Regions from separate parts of the Homo sapiens genome. Here region 2 is linked to region 1. A link is a loop called in an ENCODE intact Hi-C map of the cell type or tissue named here. Cell type or tissue: Panc1. All regions are shown on one strand.

Region 1 (8,000 bases):
ACGTCAGAGACCTTCAAAGCAACCCCTCCCATCAAAGGCCTGGAGACCTAAGAGGAAAAAATGGTTTACTGAGCCAGGACCAGGGCCTTGCTCCTTCATGTAGTCTCAGGATGCGGTGCTCTGTGTCCTAGTTGTGGCTAATAGGGACAAATGTAGAGCTCAGGCTATTGCTCAGAGGGTGCAAGCCTCAAGCCTTGGCAGCTTACATGTGGTGTTGGACCTGCAGGTGCACAAAAGTCAAAAATTGAGGTTTGGGAACCTATGCCTAGATGTCAGAGGATGTGTGGAAATGCCTGGATGTCTAGGCAGAGGTGTGATGCAGTGGCATGGCCCTCATGGAGAACCTCTGCTAGGGCAGTGCAGAAAGGAAATGTGAGGTGGGAGCCCCCACACAGGGTCCCCTCTGGGGCAGTACCAAGTGGAGCTGTGAGAAGAGGGCCACTGTCCTTCAGACCCCAGAGTGGTAGATTCACCGACAGCCTGCACCGTGTGCCTGGAAAAGTCACAGACACGCAACGCCAGCTCGTAAAAGCAGCCAGGATGGGGGGTTGTACTCTGCAATGCCACAGGGGTGTAGACGCACAAGACCATGGGAGCCCACCTCTTGCATCAGCATGCCCTGGATGCCCTGGATTCAAAGGTCATTTTGGAGCTTTAAGATTTGACTACCCCACTGAATTTCAGAGTTGCATGAGGTCTGTAGCCCCTTCATTTTGGCCAATTTCTCCCATTTGAAATGAGCGTATTTACTCAATGTCTCCATTGTATCTGGGAAGTAACTAACTTGCTTTTGATTTTACAGGCTCATAGGCAGAAGGCACCTGCCTTGTCTCAGATAAGACTTTAGACTATGCATGTTTGAGTTAATGCTGAAATGAGTTAAGACTTTGGGGGACTGTTGGGAAGGCATGATTGGTTTTGAAATGTGAGAGCGTGAGATTTGAAGTCGGGGACAGAATGATACAGTTTGGCTGTGTCCCCACCCAAATCTCATTTTGAATTGTATCTCCCATAATTCCCACATGTTTTGGGGGGACCCGGTGGTAGGTAATTGAATCATGGGGGTAGGTCTTTTCCGTGCTGTTCTTGTGATAGTAAGTCTAACAAGACCTAATGGTTTCATAAAGGGGTGTTCCCCTGCACACTCTCTCTTTTGCCTGCTGCTCAGCCATAAGAAGGAATGAAATAATGGCATTCACAGCAACCTGGATGCAGTTGGAGACCATTATTCCAAGTAACGTAACTCAGGAATGGAAAACCAAATATCTTACGTTTTCACTTATAAGTGGGAGTTAACTTATGAGGATGCAAAGGCATAAGAATGATATAATGGACTTTGGGGACTCGAGTGGAAGGGCAGGACTGGGGTGAGGGATAAAAGACTACACACTGAGTACAGTGTACACTGCTCAGGTGATGGGTGTACCAAAATCTCAGAAATCACCATTAAAGAACTTATCCATGTAACCAAAAGTCAAAATCGTGTTCCCCAAAAACTATTGAAATTAAAAAAATAGATAAACAAACTATGACACATTTATATAATAGAGTACTATTTAGCAAGAAAAGAAGCAAATTCTTGATATATTGGACAACACATGGATCTTAAAAAAAACATTATGCTGACTGAAAGAAGTCAGACACAAGGGTAAATCCTGTATGAGTCCATTTATAAGAAGTTCTAGAAGAGGCAAAATGAATTTATAGGGAAAGAAATTGAACAATGTTTCTGAAGGATGGAGGGTTAGGATTATTACAGAAGGGGAATGAGGAAAGTTTCTGGGATGGTGGTTTTGATGGAAGTTCTCAAGACCACTTCCATGTTAGAAGATTTTATAGGAGGACTCACAGGTTTCAGCATCATGATTTATTCCAGTCCATGTTCATGATTTATTACAGTTAAAGGATACAAAGCAAGAGCAGCCAAATAAAAGGGAGATGGGGTAAAGTCAGAGGAAACCAGGTATAGGCTTCCAAGAGTCATTTCTTAGTGGAATCACACAGGATGCACTTAATTCCACCAGCAATTAGCTGTGACAACACTGTAAAATATTGTCTACCAGGAAGGTCACTGGAGACTCAGTGTGCTGATTTTTTTTTAATTGAGGGCTCTGCCTAGCATGTGTCAAAATTCCACACTCCCCAAAGGAAAGCCGATGTGAAGCATAAACCATATTATTTGCATGGAGTTAGAAACAATGAGCCATCCTTACCATAGAATGGTGGGAACTGTCCTAAAATTCAACTTCCCAGATGCCAGCCAAGTGCCTACCTTGTGAACAGTTCTTTTGAAGGATAACAGTCGAGACGACTAAGTTAACTCTTTCCGGCACAGTGGTAGTTCTATATATTCATAGAGTTAGGATTACATAAGTGTATCGCTCTTTTAGAGATACACTTAAGTTCTGTATATTTAATTGTATGTAAATTTTACCTCAAAAGAAAAAATCTGTAAGCAATATTAATGCTATACATTAATATACATATCAATTTTACTAATAAGCATATTTAAAGATGGAGTGAACTGATGATGTGTGCAACTATTTTGAAATGCATCAAAATTTAGGTGGATTGATGGATGAATAGAAGGATAGATATGTGGTAAAAATAAGTCCAGCAAAATGCTAATTGTAGGATCTAGGTGGGAATATATGGCTGCTAACTATAAAATTTTCTGTATTTCATTGTAATTTAATAATATTTCATAGTACCTTCAAGATGAAATATCGGGGAAAGATAATATCTATCTGGCAATGTTACTTCGTTGCCCCAAAACCTTGGTTTACTTTCCAGCGTTCAATACACTTTATAATTTGACTTCATATAATCAGCATAGCGCTCACTTACTTCCAAGGAATTTGAAGAGCACCAGGGAGAGCATGTGAGTAATGGAGAGAGGCATAGAAAGTGCCTCTCTGCACTCCCACTTAGGGTGACCAATTGTCCCAGTTTTCCCAGGACTGTCCTGGTTTTAAAATGTAAAGTCCTACATCTTGGGAAACCCCTCAGTCCTGGGCAAACTGGGATGCTTGGTCACCTTACTGCACCTGTGTGCCCAGCTGTGCTGTGAGTCTATTATTTTTCTGTTAAGAACAGCTGTCAACTATTATTTCTAATCCATGCTCAGGGGCTGTGGACAGTTGGAGGTCTGGCCCTGACACACTCATTCTGCCATCTGGGCAGATGCTGCCTCCTGCTGGTGATAGAGTGCACCTGTTACAGAACCTCTCCCACAGGGCAGTAGCAGTTATGCCTGCTTTTTTCTCTTCCCCAACTCACAGTAGTCCTGGTCTTTGTCCTGCCTTCAATTCCATAGCGCACCATCTCTAAGGCCACTGAAACACCATCCTTGGTTTCTGGGTCCTACTCCCAACTCTGACTCCAGGCATTCTTCAGCACCCTGACCATGTACGTGTAACTACACTGCCCACCAGGAGGCATCTCGGTTCCATTCAGAAGGTGGAAGAAATAGCAGTTGATATTTAGTAACACCTGGGCAAAATGAAGAACCAGCCCAGGAGTTCCCCGAAAAAAACAAATGGCTGCTATGCGTTTCCAAGATAGAAATGTCGGCAGAGCGCGGTGGCTCACGCCTGTAATCCCAGCACTGTGAGAGGGCGAGGCGGGAGGATCACGAGGTCAGGAGATCGAGACCATCCTGGCTAACACGGTGAAACCCCGTCTCTACTAAAAATACAAAAAATTAGCCCGGCGTGGTGGCAGGCGCCTGTAGTCCCAGCTACTCGGGAGGCTGAGGCAGGAGAATGGCGTGAACCCGGGAGGTGGAGCTTGCAGTGAGCCGAGATCGCGCCACTGCACTCCAGCATGGGCGACAGAGCAAGACTCCGTCTCAAAAAACAAAACAAAACAAAAAAAACCCAAAAAATTAGCCGGGCGTGGTGGCGGGCGCCTGTAGTCCCAGCTACTGGGGAGGCTGAGGCAGGAGAATGGCGTGAACCCGGGAGGCAGAGCTTGCAGTGAGCCGAGATCACGCCACTGCACTCTAGCCTAGGCAACACAGCAAGAATCTGTCTCAAAAAAAAAAAAAGTCTTCCTTCCTTCTGCCTATGCTACTCTGGTAGGGTGTCAACTCACTTTAAAAATATGGCTTGGCCAGGCACGGTGGCTCACGTCTGTAATCCTAGCACTTTGGGAGGTCAAGGCGACTGGATCACCTGAGGTTAGGAGTTCAAAACTAGCCTGGCCAACATGGTGAAACCCTGTCTCTACTAAAAAAAAAATACAAAAATTAGCTGGGCGTGGTGGTGCACGCCTGTAGTCCCAGTTACCCTGGAGGCTGAGGCAGAAGAATCACTTCAACCCGGGAGGTGGAGGTTGCAGTGAGCCGAGATGGCACCACTGCACTCCAGCCTGGGTGACAGAGTGAGACTCCATTTCGAATATATATATATCATATATATATCTTATTATATATATTAAATATTATATATATGCTATATATATGCTATATATGATATATATATCATATATATGATATATATACTATATATGATATATATATCATATATATGATATATATATGCTATATATGATATATATGATATATATATGCTATATATGATATATATGATATATATGATATATATGATATATATGATATATATATGATATATATATGATATATATATGATATATATGCTATATATGATATATATATCATATATATGAGATATATATGATATATATGATATATATATGATATATATGATATATATGATATATATATCATATATATGATATATATATCATATATATATGATATATATATCTCCAGACAGGAGAAGAAACTAGCACAAAGTAACAAATCAGTCTATTACCGAGGCAGGGCTAGAACTGAGGTCTCCTCCTGAATTCCATGTTATTCCGAGTTTTTGACGCTACTTATGTCCTGATTCATCTAAAAAGACAGATGTCTACCTACTGGCTCCTCACTTTTCTGGGGGCATCCAGAAATGGCCCTGTCCACAACATGATCAAACAAAGCCTCTGGCCATTGTTGCTGCATTCCATGCCATGTAAGGGACTCAAATGCCAATTAACTGTGGTAGAGAGTTTGGCATAAAGGAGTTCAGCACTATAGGACAGGTCAACCCTGTTTTGGGAGAGATTCAGCACCATATGCCATCTAAGAAGCCTGATACTGAATCACTCCCAGGGACAGGACGGTCTTCACTGGCCAAAACCCATCTCTTAAGAGAAGGCATTGGTTCCTTCCGTTCCAAATAAAAGCCTGTTAAACCTTCATCTCTGTTCCATTTCAACCCCTAATACCCAGATCTGTCCACACCCAAAAGGGCTCTACCACTGAAATTTTATGATTTCATGTCTCCTCTCTGCCCAACAGAACCCTGTCACATTTTCTAGTCTTACTCTTTTCTCCCACAGTCCCTCCTTCTCACCTTCTCCTGGACCTCACAGAGGCCTCAGGCCTGGGACCCTCTCCTGGTCCATCCATTCCATCCTGACATTTTTCCACAGCTTGGACCCCCGGTCCATTGCTTCAACATTTCACTTGGCAATACCAACAGTTCTCCTTGTCCCCATCCTTCCTCTATGCTGCCCAGAGAAATCCAAGTCAAAGATCACTGCTGCTGTTGTCCTGGACAGTCAATGCTGCTGGAATCACTTTCCAGCCCCATGTTACCTGGCCCCATTTAGCATTCATGGTCCCCAAACCCATTTGGACCTCTAGCATTTCCCGGTTAGCTGCTAGTTACCTTTTCTCCTGCTCCCTCAGTGAAGAGGACTGAGGGTTGTCACTTTGAGGCCATGTGGTGCTTAGAATCACATGTGGTAAGGCAGCATAGGAGGTATAGGTGAAGAACAGTTTGCATTTATGCTGATCTGAGTTTGAAACTTGGATCTTCCACATATTGGTTGTGTGACAATGGGCAAGTCAATAATCTTTTAAACCTCATTTCCTTCTGTAAGCTATAAAAGGTAGTGTTGTAAGAAATCCATCTAAGTTCTTAGAAAAAATGTTTGGCAGGCATTCAATAAATGGTGGCTGTTATTCCATAGTGCCCTGGGCAGCACTCTGATTGGCAATACATACTAATTTCAAGTCTGATTTCTTGGTGGGCAAAAGCTGCTGACTGAGTTACTGCCCTGATTGGGGATTGGCTCAGGAACTTGGGTGGGCTTGGGCCTGTATGTGGGCACATGAGGGGCATAGGAAATACATGAGTGGAAAATCAAACCGCAAAATGTCTGGGGTCAGACAGATCTGACATCCTTGTGACTTGGGTTAAGCGAATTTATCTCTTTGAGCCTCTCTGTTGCTCGTATGTAAAATGAGGATAATAGTCTTTATTTATCACACTTCCCAGGGTTTCAGGGAGGCTTGAATGGCTTAGTGGATGGTAAAGTGCTTTTGTAAACTATAATGAACTCTATTTATATTAGTTATATGTGTGTATATGGGTGTGTGTGTATGTGTGCACACGGGTGTGTGTGTATGTGTGCACGCCCGTGTGTGTGTGTCTTTTCTCATAAGAGCTATGATCCTGGACTCTGAACCAGAGGGTGCAGGAGACAGTGTTGGGGTAACCATTCCAGGATGTCATTCTTTTCTGCTTCCTTTTTCCACTTTTCAGAAGTCTTTTGATGACATTGTGCCTACTCAGATAACCCAGGGTAATCTCCTTAATACCAGCTGATTAGGAAACTTAATTCTGTCTACAACCTTAATTTCTCTTTGTCATGTAACCTGACATATTCAAAGCTTTCAGAGATTAGAATGTGGGAATCTTTGCAGAGAGGGTAATTACTCTGCCCACCACTAGTAATTTACAGGTTAAAAGAGAGTTAACATACAAATCAACTAAATGTTATCTCTGGATTTTGGATTGGATCCCAATTCAAACAAACCAACTGTAAATATAAGAAAATCAGAGAAATTTGAATACTAAGTGGATATTTGATGATATTAAGAAATTACTGTTAACTTCTTAATCTGTGATAATATTGTGGTAATGTTGGGGAAAAAAGAATCCTTGTCTTTTACAAATATGTACTGAAATATTTGGGGATGAAATGAGATGATGTTTGGGATTTGCTATAAAATAAACTAATGAAAAGATGAATTAGTGAAGGGGGAATGCAGTGGCCATGTGCAGATAAATGTTGAAACTGGGTAACGGGAAGATAAAAAAATTTCATACTATTTTTCCACTTGTGTTTATGCTTGAAAATGTTTATTAAAAATTAATCTGGATTTTTAAAAATATATAGATGCTCAGGCTCTGCCTCCAGGAGATCCTGACTCAATAGCTCCAAGGTGAAGCCCAGGAATCTGAATTTTTAAAACTCTTCAGGTGACTCTGCTGCCTAGCTCACCTTGGCAACCTCCAAAGCAGATTGTCTCCAATAATAATATTTTTTTATACTTTAAGTTTTAGGGTACATGTGCACAACGTGCAGGTTAGTTACATATGTATACATGTGCCATGTTGGTGTGCTGCACCCATTAACTCGTCATTTAGCATTAGGTATATCTCCTAATGCTATCCCTCCCCACTCCCCCCACCCCACAACAGGCCCCGGTGTGTGATGTTCCCCTTCCTGTGTCCATGTGTTCTCATTGTTCAATTCCCACCTATGAGTGAGAACATGCGGTGTTTGGTTTTTTGTCCTTGCGATAGTTTGCTGAGAATGATGATTTCCAGCTTCATCCATGTCCCTACAAAGGACATGAACTCATCACTTTTTATGGCTGCATAGTATTCCACAGTATATATGTGCCACATTTTCTTAATCCAGTCTATCATTGTTGGACATTTGGGTTGGTTCCAAGTCTTTGCTATTCTGAATAGTGCCACAATAAACATATGTGTGCATGTGTCTTTATAACAGCATGATTTATAATCTTTTGGGTATATACCCAGTAATGGGATGGCTGAGTCAAATGGTATTTCTAGTTCAAGATCCCTGAGGAATCGCCACACTGACTTCCACAATGGTTGAACTAGTTTACAGCC
Region 2 (8,000 bases), 460 kb before region 1:
CAGTTTTACAAATTAAGTTGCTATCATTATTTGTATACAAGCCTTTGTGTAGATATATTCTTTTATTTGCCTTGATTAAATATCTAAGAATGAAATGACTGATCCATATGGTAGTTGTATGATTAACTTAAGAAGCTGCCAAACTGTTTTCCAAAGTAGTTGTATCAATTTATATTTCCATCTGCAGCGTTTGTAGGAGTTCTAATTGCTCTATATCCTTGCTATTGTTTTATATGGTCCATTTTTAAGCCATTGTAATAGGTAAGTGGTAGTATCTCATTGTGGTTTTAATTTGCATTCCCCCAATAGCTAATGATACTGAGCTTCTTTTCCTGCATTTATTTGCTATTGCTATCTCTTTTATGGTGAAGTGTCTATTCAAATATTTTGTGTTTTTAAAATTGTTTTCTTATTGTTGAATTTTCACAAAACAGGTTTATTGAAGTTTAATTCATATAACATACAATTCATCCAGTTAAAGTACAAGAATACCTTGAAAATATTGCATATTCAGTTCCAGACCACTACAAGAAAGCAAATATTGTAACAACGTAAATATCACAATAAAGTGACTCACATGATTTTTTAGTTTTCTATTTCATTTAAAAGTTATGTTTACACTCTATTGTAGTGTATGAAGTGTGCAATAGCATTATGTCTAAAAAATGCACACTTTTTTGAAAATATTTTATTGCTTGCCTGAAAATGCTAACAATCATCTGAACCTTCAGTGAGTTGTAATCTTTTTACTGATGGAGGGTCTTGCCTTGATGTTTATGGCTGCTGAATGATCAGGGTGGTGGCGCCTGAAGAATGAGGTAGCTGTGGCAATTTCTTAAATTTAGAAAACAATAAAGTTTGCAAAATTCATTGGCTCTTTCTTTTATACCATTTCTCTACAGCATGTGATTCTGGTTGATAACATTTTATCCACAGCAGTACTTCTTTCAAAATTAAAGTCTATGTTCTCAAACCCCACCGCCACTTTATCAAATAAGTTTATGTAATATTCTAAATCGTTTGTTGTAATTTCAACAATGCTCACAGCATCTCCACCAGGAGTAGATTTCATTCCAAGAAACTGCTTTCTTTGCTCATACATAAAAAGCAATTCCTCATTTATTAAAAAGTTTTATCATGAGACTGCAGCAATTCTGTTACATCTTCTGGCTCAGCTTCTAATTCTAGTTTTCTTGCTATTTCCACCAAATCTGCAGTTATTTTTTCCAGTGAAGTCTTGATCCCCTCAAAGTCATCCATGGGGTTGGAATCAACTTATTCCAAACTCCTGTTAATGTTGATATTTTGTCCTCCTCCCATGAAGTGCACAAGTTCTTAATGGCGAGAATGGTGAATCACTTCCAGAAGGTTTTTAATTTACTTTTTCCCAGGTTCATCAGATGAATCATTATCTCTAGCAACCATAGCCTTATGAAATGTATTTCTTAAATAATAGGACTTGAAAATCAATATTACTCCTTGATCTCTAGGCTGCAGGATGAATGCCATATAGCAGGAAAGAAAGCAGCATCAATCTTCTTATACATCTCCATCAGAGCTCTTGCGTGACTAGATGCATTTTCAATAGAAGTAATATCTTGAAAGGATTTTTTTTTTTCTGAGGCAGTCTCAACAGTAGGCCTAAAATGTTCAATAAACCATGTTGTAGTGCTGTAAACAGATATGCTGTTATATGGACTTGGTTGTTCCATTTATAGAGAATAAGCAGAGTAGATTTAGCATAACTCTTAAGGGCACTAAAATTTTCAAAATGGAAAATGAGCACTGGCTTCAAATTAAAGTCACCAGCTGCATTATCTCCTAACAAAGAAGTCAGCCTGTCCTTTGAAGTTTTAAAGCCAGGAAATGACTTCTCCTGTCTAGGTATATAAGTCCTAGGTGGCAGCTTCTTTCAGTACAGGGCTGTTTCGTCTACATTGAAAATCTGTTGAAAAGCTTGCCTTCTGCTAGCTTTTGAATTTGTTTGCTCATGCTTTTCTAGTTCTTTTAATTGTGATGTTAGGGTGTCGATTTTAGATATTTCCTGCTTTCTCTTGTGGGCATTTAGTGCTATAAGTTTCCCTCTACACACTGCTTTAAATGTGCCCCAGAGATTCTGGTACGTTTTTTCCTTGTTCTCGTTGGTTTCAAAGAACATCTTTATTTCTGCCTTAATTTCGTTATTTACCCAGTTGTCATTCAGGAGCAGGTTGTTCAGTTTCCATGTAGTTGTGCGGTTTTGAGTGAGTTTCTTAATCCTGAGTTCTGATTTGATTGCACTGTGGTCCGAGAGACTGTTTTTTATGATTTCCGTTCTTTTGCATTTGCTGAGGAGCGTTTTACTTCCAATTATGTTGTCAATTATAGAATAAGTGCGATATGGTGCTGAGAAGAATGTATATTCTGTTGACTTTGGGTGGAGAGTTCTGTAGATATCTATTAGGTCTGCTTGGTCCAGAGCCGAGTTTAAGTCCTGAATATCATTGTTGAGTTTCTGTCTCATATTGACAGTGCAGTGTTAAAGTCTCCCACTATTATTGTGTGGGAGTCTAAGTCTTTTTGTAGATCTTAAGAACTTGCTTCATGAATCTGGGTACTCTTGTATTGGGTGCATATATATTTAGGATGGTTAGCTCTTTTTACTGCATTGATCCCTTTACCATTATGTAATGCCCTTCTTTGTCTTTTTTGATCTTTGTTGGTTTAATATCTGCTTTATCAGAGACTAGGATTGCAAGGGCTGTTTTTTTTTTTTTACTTTCCATTTGCTTTGTTAATATTCATCCATTCCTTTATTTTGAGCCTATGTGTGTCTTTGCACATGAGATGGGTCTCCTGAATACTGCACACCAATGGGTCTTGACTTTTTATCCAATTTGCCAGACTGTATCTTTTAATTGGGGCATTTAGCTCATTTACACTTAAGGTTAATATTGTTATGTGTTAATTTGACCCTGTCATTATGATGCTAGCTGGTTATTTTGCACATTAGTTGATGCAGTTTCTTCATAGTGTTTACGGCCTTTACAATTTGATGTGTTTTTGCAGTGACTGGTACCAATTTTTCCTTTCCATATTTAGTGCTTCCTTTAGGAGCTCTTGCAAGGCAGGCCTGGTGGTGACAAAATCTCTCAGCATTTGCTTGTCTGTAAAGGATTTTATTTCTCCTTTGCTTATGAAGCTAGTTTGGCTGGGTATGAAATTCTGAGTGGAAAATTATTTTCTTTAAGAATGTTGAAGTTCAGCGGTGGTGTTGTCCCTGTCCAGGCCCTGAGTGGCCCTGAACATGGGCAGCCCCTGGTAGCTGCCATAGCCGAGCTGCCAGTGCTGGACTCTCATGGGCAGTGGGTGCCATTTGGAGCTCTCCTCTGGGAGCGCCACACTATGGTAGTGTTTGTGCAACATTTCCTGTTTTACATTTGCAAGGAATATGTAGAGGATCTGCCCAAAATCCCGAAGAGTTTCCTACAAGAAGCAAATGTCACTCTTATAGTGATTGAACAGTCATCCTACCATCCTATTGAGTCTTTTTGCAAACTGCCTGGATATTCTCATGAAATCTATTTCACCCTGAGAGGGAAATTTATAAAAGATTGGGAATGAAAAGAGGTGAAGAAATGGCCTCCTCAGGACAGAGCCCCCATGTGAAGTCAAATATACTCTCAGGAAGCCTTTGGAGCTTGTGGTGGGCAGTGACTGGCCCTCTCTTTGATTTTCAAGGAGACCCAGCTCAGCAAGGTGGAACTTTCATTTTAGGTCCAGGTAACAACATCCATTTTATACACCATGAGAGGAATATGTTGGATCACAAACCTATCAACTCTGTTTTACAGCCTGTGGGAGTTTAGCATGTGAACTTTACAAACAGATCTTCAATTATCCATGTGTGAGTTAACATGGTATCTCACTTTCGACTGGACCTCCTGGAATGTGACCTTCAATGCTGGGGTGTAATATCCCTGTGTAGTGTCTAACCTGCTGTCTCTTCCCAGCCTTTGAGGATTTAGGGAAGCATAAAGAGGCCTTGAACCAGTTGAGCTGCATGCTGAGAAGCATCAGTTGTCAAAAATGTGATATATACTTTCATTACTTTCATTTTATAGCTTTTAAAATTTTATACAAAATAACATATATGAATATACAAAATATAACTTTAAAAATTATAAAATCATAAATACCATTTAAATTATTTTACATTATGGTATATACAGTCAATGAAGGAATTTTTTTGGCAATTAATACAAATTCTGATGAAGAATATATAAAGGGAAGGGAGAGCAACACAAGACCATTGTATTCAGTGAAGAAAGCAAAATATTAAATTCTGTCAACAATATAACTGCATTTTTATATGTATATATTTACATTTTTGTGTGCTTAGGAAAAAGACAGGAAATAAACACCAAAATGTTGCCAGTAGGTGTCTCTGTGTTAACATGTCTTTTCTGCATTTCCCAACTGTTCTATAATGAGCATGATTAATATTGTGGGGCCAGGAAAAGCTCTTTAAACATTATCTGACAATTTTATGCCCACAAAACAACCTTCAAAAGTGCAAATTATATAGGTTGCAGTCCATGTTTCCACCCTAATTGCTTTACTCAGAGGAAGTGTGGCAATCTGAACATCTCACATATAACCAGTGTCCACAGCACCTTCTCACTACACACTTGCTATCCATTTCACTAGGATTTTTGGGAATTAGGGGAGCTATGGAGAAAAAATTTGTTTTAGATATTTAAGATATGTATTTAAAATACGGTTAGTGTGCTTTTTGAAAGGGGACTATAAGAATTTTATTTTATTTCTTTATTTGTTTTTGAGACAGAATCTTGCTCTGTCACCCAGGGTGGAGTGCAATGGTGCTATCTCAGCTCACTGCAACTTCTGCCTCCTGGGTTCAAGTGATTCTCCTGTCTCAGTCTCCCAAGTAGCTGGGATTACAGGCACCTACCACTACATCTGGCTACTTTTTGTATTTTTAGTAGAGACAGGGTTTCACCATGTTGGCCAGGCTGGTCTTGAGCTCCTGACCTCAGCCTCCCAAAGTGCTAGAATTACAGGCATGTTCCACCATGCCTGACCAAAAATTGTTTAAATTTTTAAAAACTTTATGACTTAAATGTACACTATGGTTTAGTGTGCATTCCTAGAGAACTGGTATTTCTCACCCCCAAATTGCTCTTATTTGGAAGACTGTTGTCATTTTTATTTTTCTAGAATCTTAATCTGTTTAGTTGGGAAGTGTCCCAGAATTCCTGATGAAAAAAGTGTAGCAAAATCAGAATTTTGGTAATTATTAGCAAGTATAATACTGCTTTGAACTCAATGCTTTTATATGAAGCATATGAAGTTACAAAAAATTAATGTATTAAAATATTTAAATATACTTTCCTGTTTGTATAACCAGGTTTTTATTCAATAAAAATGAAATTTCTCATTTAAATTATTTTAGAAAAAGAATGTTGAATATTGACCCCCACTCTCTTCTGGCTTGTAGGGTTTCTGCAGCGAGATCCACTATTAGTCTGATGGGCTTCCCTTTGTAGGTAACCCAACCTTTGTCTCTGGCTGCCCTTAACATTTTTTTCTTCATTTCAACCTTGGTGAATCTGACGATCATGTGTCTTGGGGTTGCTCTTCTCAAGGATTATCTTTGTGGTGTCCTCTGTATTTCCTGAATTTGAATGTTGGCCTGTCTTGCTAGGTTGGGGAAGTTCTCCTGAATAACATCCTGAAGAGTGTTTTCCAACTTGGTTCCATTCTCCCCATCACTTTCAGGTACAAAAATCAAATGTAGGTTTGGTCGTTTCCCATAGTCCCATATTTCTTGGAGGCTTTGTTCATTCCTTCTCATTTTTTTTCTCTAATCTTGTCTTCAAGCTTTATTTCATTAAGTTGGTCTTCAATCTCTGATATCCTTTCTTCCACTTTATCAATTTGGCTGTTTATATATGTGAATGCTTTATGAAATTCTTGTGCTGTGTTTTTCAGCTCCATCAGGTCATTTATTTTCTTCTCTAAACTGGTTATTCTAGTTAGCAATACCTCTAACCTTTTTTCAAGGTTCTTAGCTTCCTTGAATTGGGTTAGAACAGGCTCCTTTAGCTCAGAGGAGTTTGTTATTACCCATCTTCTGAAGCCTAATTCTGTCAATTCATCAAACTCATTCTCCGTCCAGTTTTGTTCCCTTGCTGGTGAGGAGTTGTGATCCTTTGGGGGAGAAGAGGCATTCTGCTTTTTGGAATTTTCAGACTTTTTGCGCTGGTTTTTCCTCATTTTCATGGATTTATCTACCTTTGGTCTTTGATGTTGGTGAACTTCGGATGGTGTTTCTGTGTGGACGTCCTTTTTGTTGATGTTGATGCTATTACTTTCTGTTTGTTAGTTTTCCTTCTAAAAGTCAGGCCCCTCTGCTGCAGGTCTGCTGGAGTTTGCTGGAGGTCCACTCCAGACTGTTTGCCTGGGTATCACCAGCAGATGTTGCAGAACAGCAAAGATTGCTGCCTGTTTCTTCCTTTGGAAGCTTTGTACTAAAGGGGCACCGGCCAGATGCCAGCTCTCCTGTACAAGATGTCTGTCGACCCCTGCTGGGAGGTGTCTCCTCATCAGGATACACAGGAGTTAGGGACCCACTTGAGGAGACAGCCTGTCCCTTAGCAGAGCTCGAGCGCTGTGCTGGGAGATCTGGTGCTCTCCCTTCAAAGCCGACAGGTAGGAACGTTTAAGTTTGTTGAAGCTGCGCCCACAACCGCCCCTTCCCCTAGGTGCTCTGTCCCAGGGAGATGGGAGTTTTATCTATAAGCCCCTGACTGGGGCTGCTGCCATTCTTCCTGAGATGCCCTGCCCAGAGAGGAGGAATCTAGAGAGGCAGTCTGGCTACAGTGGCTTTGCCAAACTGTGGTGGGCTCTGCCCAGTTTGAACTTCCCGGTGACTTTGTTTACACTGTGAGGGGAAAACTGCCTACTCAAGCCTCAGTAATGGTGGACACCCCTCCCCACACCAAGCTCGAGTGTCCCAGGTCGACTTCAGACTGCTGTGCTGGCAGTGAGAATTTCAAGCCAGTGGATCTTAGCTTGCTTGGCTCCATGGTGATGGGATCCGCTGATCTAGACCACTTGACTCCCTGGCTTCAGACCCCTTTCCAGGGGAGTGAACAGTTCTGTCTCACTGGCATTCCAGGCGTCACTGGGGTATGAAGAAAAACTAGCAGTTTTAATTATATTCAAATCTTTCCTTTGCATTCACAACTTGGCTGAATGTTTGGTGCAAGAGCCTTGCTATCTTGGTTGTCAACATGCCTTCCTCATTAAGTTTAATGATGTCTAGTGTTTGTTCTAAGGTTAGAGACGTGCGACTGACTCTTCCTTTCACTTGAACACTAATTGTAGGATTATTAATTGAGCTAATATCAACACTGTTTTGCCACAGAGAATAGGGATGCCCAAAAAGAGGGGGAGATATGAGGGAACAGTTGGTTAGTAGAGGAAGTGATCTCTGTTTTTGTTTTTGTTGTGTGTTTCAGAACACACACATTTATTAAGTACCCTGTCGTATATGGGTGCAGTCCATGGCATCCCAAAACAATAGCAATTGTAATATCAAAGATCACTTATCGCCCACACACAGTGGATCATGTCTGTAATCTGAGCACTAAGAAGGAGGCCGGGGGGGCAGATAGCTTGAGCTCAAGAATTTGAGACCAGCCTGGGCAACATGGTGAAATCCCATACGCACACACACACACACACACACACAAATTAGCTGGGCGTGGAGGCGCGCACCTGTAGTCCCAGCTACTTGGCAGGCTGAGGTGGGAGGATCACTTGAGCCTAGGAGGTCAAGGCTGCAGTGAGCCATGATCATGCCGCTGCATTCCAGCCTGTGTAACAGAGCGAGACCCTATCCCAGAAAACAAAAATAAAAACAAAGATCTCTTATCGCAGATCACCATAACAGATACAATGATGGTGAAAAAGTTTCAAATACTGTGAGAATA

What was found. Peaks named below come from ENCODE experiments on the same cell type or tissue, not always from the same donor. Only the 100,000 strongest peaks of a DNase experiment are listed, where the experiment ranks them.
Region 2: it touches region 1 in a loop (12-fold over the local background); 3 of 110 quality-filtered maps call a loop at or near these places.

Annotation. Positions count from the first base shown.
Region 1 is chrX:64,890,077-64,898,076 of GRCh38, reverse strand. No RefSeq gene overlaps it. Among named protein-coding and RNA genes, the nearest start is that of ZC4H2, 82 kb to the left of the region's middle. In Panc1, CTCF peaks have their summits at 2,985 and 3,214 (motif pointing left); a DNase peak (open chromatin) is centred at 3,266.
Region 2 is chrX:65,352,776-65,360,775 of GRCh38, reverse strand. All of the region lies in intron 2 of ZC3H12B (zinc finger CCCH-type containing 12B), which reads right to left. It also overlaps the pseudogene PRXL2CP1. Among named protein-coding and RNA genes, the nearest start is that of LAS1L, 180 kb to the left of the region's middle. In Panc1, no CTCF peak of the experiment used is centred here; no DNase peak of the experiment used is centred here.